2 separate regions of the Homo sapiens genome follow, and region 2 is linked to region 1. Evidence: chromatin contacts called from ENCODE Hi-C or POLR2A ChIA-PET data. All regions are on one chromosome and are shown on one strand. The core of a region is the stretch at or near the end of the contact, and the rest is flanking DNA. Distances in the headings are between cores, read along the strand shown. Region 1 has its middle 42 kb from the start of RASSF6. Region 2 has its middle 7.8 kb from the start of CXCL6.

The links. A loop is a pair of places that touch in the nucleus more often than their neighbours do. ChIA-PET counts read pairs that join two places held with the same protein, here RNA polymerase II (POLR2A).
Region 2: a map of endothelial cell of umbilical vein shows a loop between it and region 1 (2.8-fold over the local background). The contact joins two enhancer-like sites. A Hi-C loop is called at or near these places in 2 of 168 maps with a recorded cell type or tissue (endothelial cell of umbilical vein and mammary epithelial cell). POLR2A ChIA-PET finds 5 or more read pairs at or near these places in 1 of 52 experiments (AG04450).

Annotation. Positions count from the first base shown.
Region 1 is chr4:73,661,529-73,664,236 of GRCh38, reverse strand. No RefSeq gene overlaps it. Among named protein-coding and RNA genes, the nearest start is that of RASSF6, 42 kb to the right of the region's middle. RefSeq lists a silencer at 2,405-2,610. Within about 2 kb of position 1,381, at least 4 of the 41 ENCODE cell types and tissues checked have a DNase peak (open chromatin) inside an H3K27ac peak, as active enhancers do; they include endothelial cell of umbilical vein and mammary epithelial cell, where a contact is called at or near this core.
Region 2 is chr4:73,843,136-73,845,835 of GRCh38, reverse strand. No RefSeq gene overlaps it. Among named protein-coding and RNA genes, the nearest start is that of CXCL6, 7.8 kb to the right of the region's middle. Within about 2 kb of position 1,300, at least 5 of the 41 ENCODE cell types and tissues checked have a DNase peak (open chromatin) inside an H3K27ac peak, as active enhancers do; they include endothelial cell of umbilical vein and mammary epithelial cell, where a contact is called at or near this core.

The DNA.
Region 1 (2,708 bases), core at 132-2,631:
GGAGAATTTTTTATGATCGGGTGTAGGACACTCGACAACAGGTCATGGAAATCTGAGTGGTTTGCATTATATAACAGATCTTTCCTTACAAAATGTACATGTACAATAAATTTTTATAAATAAGAATTATTTTGCACTCTTAATATTTCCCATACACTGTACTAGACAACCATGCCCATTATTTCTAATCATCCCATAAGCTCTACAAAGATAGTGTTATTATCTCTCTTTCACAGATTTGGAAACTGAGGCTCAGAGATGTCAAGGGATTTCCAAGGTGACACATCTGATAAACAGTGCTGTCAGGACTTGAGTACAGGTCTTCTTGTCTCCAAAGCTGAAGTTCTTTACTCTGCCCTAACTGCTTCCCTTAAAAACACAAATCACATTTCAAAACCACCAAGTTTGTCATTTTAGTAAATACACAAGATGAATTATTTTGCAAGGCAGAGTTACTTGATGCAATCTCTCTTAATTTGCCTACTTTACACATTACAAAGTTTATGTAGATTTTCCCAAATGTAATCCAAGCTTTGATTTTAGCCCTCACATGGTGAGTTTTAAAAACAAATAACTAACTAGTTATTCCTCCTCCTTTCTTCCTGTTTTCCCCACCTTAACTCCAAGTCTTTTATAGAGTGAAGTTCAATTAAAATAAAATAAAATAGAGTATTGCCATGTAAGTATATTTAGCCTTCCAATTACCTGAAGGAAGTAATAAAGGAATAATTAAAACATTATGGTTCTGTGTGGGTTTAGTGGGCTTGGATGGTAATTTTCCTGACAGGAGCACACAAACTGATGCCCAGTAAGATGCTGCTGTACCCTGTTCTCAAACCACTTAAGAATGATATTCACGTTGCAAAGGAAACTCCCTATTGGGAACCCCTGGTGGGGCTTCCTTTTGAACATTTATACCACGATGTACCAGAACACACTGCTTTTATAGTATCAGACCACCCTCCAGTCTCTGGGTCAAAAGTCTGCTTAAAATGAATCCAGTAGCTGATAAAAATGACCTGAGGATGGAAAGAGAAGCCCCCAAATCACACTGGGCACCACACAGATGCCCAAGCAGATAAAAGTGATGCCTTAGAGAGACCATCAAGTGGCTAGTTCACATGCAAATGTTGCTCCAAGTACTTACAAAGTGAGGAGCTCTATACTAAGTGCTTTATATGCATTTTTCCATTGAATCTTCATAGAAACTCTACAAGAGTCTGTTAATTTTGTTTTACAAATAAAAATGCTGAGAAATGGAGAAGTTAAGTGACTTTCACAAAACCATGTTGCTAGTAAGTGATGAATTAGGAATTCAATGGCCACGATCTAAGTCCAGAGCCCACGTTTTTAGCCCAATACTGCCACTTATAGGTAGGATGTAATATCATTTTCTATAGAGATATTAAAATGGCAGATGCTTGACAGGTCTAACCAGCACCTACTCCCCCTGTTCCTCTCCAAACGGACCCCTATTTTCCTTTAAGGAAATAACTGTAGTGACCACCTGGTAATTACGCAGTAACCATGATTTCTTAGTGGACTGACCCACTTCCAGCTCAGGGGAAGGTCTTCAGCATATTCTTACACCCCTTGCAATGATGGTCAATTTACCTTGGTTCAATCTGAGTAAAGATCTGGAATTATCATTTGGTGATTGTGAGAAGTGATGCTTTCTACTTGGGAAATGAATAAGGAAGTGTGCAGCCTTAGCTGTTACGGCAGCCATCTTTGTGACCATGAGGTTACAGCCAGGCTGAGGATGAAGCCAGCATGAAGACAGAGGCCAAAATCTTGACCAAAAGAAGTCTGATGCTGGCTCTTCCTTTGGTTTACAGTTTTATGAACCAACAAATCTACATTATTGCTTAGTTCCCAAGGAGTTGGGTTCTCTGCAACTGAAAAGTCTTATCTGATACATGGATACCAATACTGTATGCTTTGTTGTCTTGAAATAATTCTAAGTGAGGAATTTACTTTCAGCATGCTATGGTCTTAATAGGAGCTCCATTGTGGACATCTTCCTGAAGATAAAAATATAGAATAGTCTCTAGACAAGCTCACTGCTCAGATAATTGCTCTACTGCTAATCTAGACTCTATAATTTGAAATTCATCATAATAGGTTAATATGAATAAAGGCATTCACAATGAGTCAATTATATTGCTATTCATCAACTTGTGTAAGTGCCTGAAGCACAATTTATGTCAAACTCAAGGAACACAAGCTTCATATCCTGAAAATTTGGGGAAAACGTTATTAGTCATAGGTACCTTTTAAACTAAAAACAGGAAATTTTGTTGTGAAATAAAACATGACCAAACTAATTGTTTCTCATTTTATTCAAAATCGTTTCCCCCATGAAGCTTTCCTCAGGAATTGAAAGAATGATATATACACTTCATGACTCAAGTCTTTCCACTGACCTCACTTACCAAGAGCTGCAGAATGTGGCTCCCCACATTGGCTATGATGCTCACCACAGCCCTTCTTATCATAACAGACCTCTTTCCTATCCACATTCCATGTGCACCTCAGCATGTTTCCTGTGGGTGTCCATTGGTCTTTCTGTTTACTCCCAGATAGTTGGATCAGCTGTACTCAAGATGGGAGGAAACTTCAAAATGTCAAAATGCCTATATAAGCAAATGGCAAGAAGTGTACCAGCCAAAGGCAAACTGGATTGTCATCTCCTTGAAAGTAGTTCT
Region 2 (2,700 bases), core at 51-2,550, 180 kb before region 1:
GTGTCATTTGGAAGACTGGCAATAAAGAACGAGGCAGATACAAGTGGTCCTGGCAACAGGCAGTCTTCCTGCTACAACTATGTATAACTCTCTTAGGATGTTATTTAAACTTCCCATATTCTTTTCTTACTTTTAATAACTGAATTTTATGAACAATTATTTATTATTTCTGATAATTCTGCATGTTATTGTGAGCTTCTTCTGCTAAGCTCACCTAAGTGGGTGCAATCAGAAACAACTGAAATAGCTGAAAATTAAAAATGGCCTCATTCACATGGGACGTGGTTGGTGTTGGCTGCTGGCTGAGATTTCTGCTAGGGTACCTTCATCTTTCTCCTCCTTTTTTTAGTAGCTTTGTTTTACTTCTGAGGAATAAACAGAAAGTAAGGAGGGAGGGAAGGAAAAGGGAGAGAAAAGGAGAAAGACGAAATAAAATAGAAAAAAAAAAAAGACAACACAAAGCACAAGCCCCATCACTTGAAGTCTCAAAATATTAAATATGCAAAATTGCTTTCTAGCCAAAAAATGAATGTAGTAAATATTTTTTCTGACTTAAGTTTTTAAGTCAGATTTTCTTGTTTAATAGTTCCTGACTATGCCTACTTAAATTGTTAGGTCCTGTTTTTTAATATATCCCTTATTTTTCTCCACCTCATTTTTTTCTTATAAATTAGAGTTTAGCAGTACAATATAATAAACTAAAATGATTTTTCTCCTGTCTCAACACAGAAGTTTCTAGTCTTAAGCAAGCGTAAAGGAAGGGGATATGCTGAGAGTTTGGGTTCTTCTGAGAGTTGAGATGTGGAGTCAATTGCAAAGATAAGCTCAGCAGGACACAGAATTAGGAGAGCAGGCTTCTTTCTAGTTCCTCCTGTGAGATGACTTTATAGACTTCCCTCATTATTGACATTGAGATATTGTGAATTCTCAAGCAGATACGTTTCCATTCAAACATAAGATCAAAACCATTTCCAGAGCAAGAGATAAAGGTTTTTAACACTATTCATAGTATCTTTCATTTTCTGTTCAACCCCTTAAACACATTGCTGAGAATATTTACTAGCTTCACTGGACGATTTTTTCTTTCCATGCTTAACACTATTCAGATTTCTTTCCTGTTTCATTAGAAAGATTTTTTAAAAGTCACTAATCCTTTTGAGGAAACTATATGAAACGTCTTCTGAAGTAATGATGCTGTTTGAATTGGTTGATACCGGGAAGGAGGTAGCCATGGGGCACACTATCATCAAGTCATTGTCTTAATCAACAAATGTGGTTCGTCACAGACAATACATTGTCAGCAAGGTTCATGAGGAAGTCTTAAAACATTTCTTGAGTCATCACAATTTCATAAGCCTATTAGTCAGCAGTTGATATAAAATAGCTTTTTGCTTGTTTTCATTTATTTAAAAATATTGATTAAACATCTATTATGTGCCAGGCATTATAAAGTTCTCATTTTTGTGTAACTTAGTCATTTAACTATTTCTTTTTTAAGAGCAATCTAAAATATTTGTGTAAAGCAATGGGATATGGATAATACTCTATTATTACTACTACTGTAATGACTGTAACTGTTAATTGTTGTTACTGTCATTTGCCTTATTCCCTTTGATTTCCAAGATGAGAAGCACAGTACAGAGGGCAAGGCATACACAAATGGTTAAAAGATATTTTCAAATAAGTTATTCAGTTAAAAGCAGTTAGCTTATACAAAATTATAAATCTGAATGAATACTAGGGGTAAAAACAATTGTCAGAGGTTCTTGAATATTAAAATGACAGCCTTTTTAAAGAAGCTTACATTGTCACATGGGTTTTTATGTGTGTATGTGCTAAGAAATTTTATCAAGTCTTTTTCCTTTAAGTCATACTATAAATAACAGTCATTCAGAAAACAAAGAAGTTTTCTAAGACCCCAAACAGAACTTACCTGTTGGCTATTTTAAAAGAAAATATCTAGAGACATCAGAGGACTACTATCCCTTGAAATTAAGACATATTATCCCTGCCTTACATAGAACATTTTGAGCTGACATTTCCCAAATCCTTCTTTTAAGTACAAAGTCAATGAGCTATCAATCATAAAAATAATTTGAACAGAATATCCTAGAGCTAGTAAAAATTTTGGGTCAGTTTGTTAAAGTATTTTAATCAATAAATTGAAATACTAGTCAATAAAAGAGTTTCTATTAAGTGCTGAAACCAAATGTGTTTTATGTGTGACTCTCAGTTGATATGAATCATTCAGACCACTGGCACTCAGGTTAATGGAGGTTTTACTGTCTTCCAGTGAAACATGAGGTGTGGGTGGGGAAAGAGTGGGGAGAGTGGGGCTGGGGAAATATCTTCCTGGGTACTGTTACATAGAAGTGCTGCAAAGTTTTGCAGGCCTGAGAATTTTCATTTCAATTTATGTTAATCAGTATAATTTGCTGAGTCTCAAATGTATGACTGTTACCCACTTTCATTACATATTCATTCATTTGAGGAAATTCCAGTACGATGTTTTTCCAGAGTCTGCAAACACATTCAATTGTTAGCAAGTACCGTTTGATCCTCTTTTGCTGTGTAAGAAGTCAACCTTAAATTTAGTGGCTTAAAATGACAGTTTATTATTTTGATAATTCTACACGTTAATGTGAGATTCTTCTGCTAAGCTCAATTAAGTGGGTGCAGTCAGAAGAAACTGAAATGGAT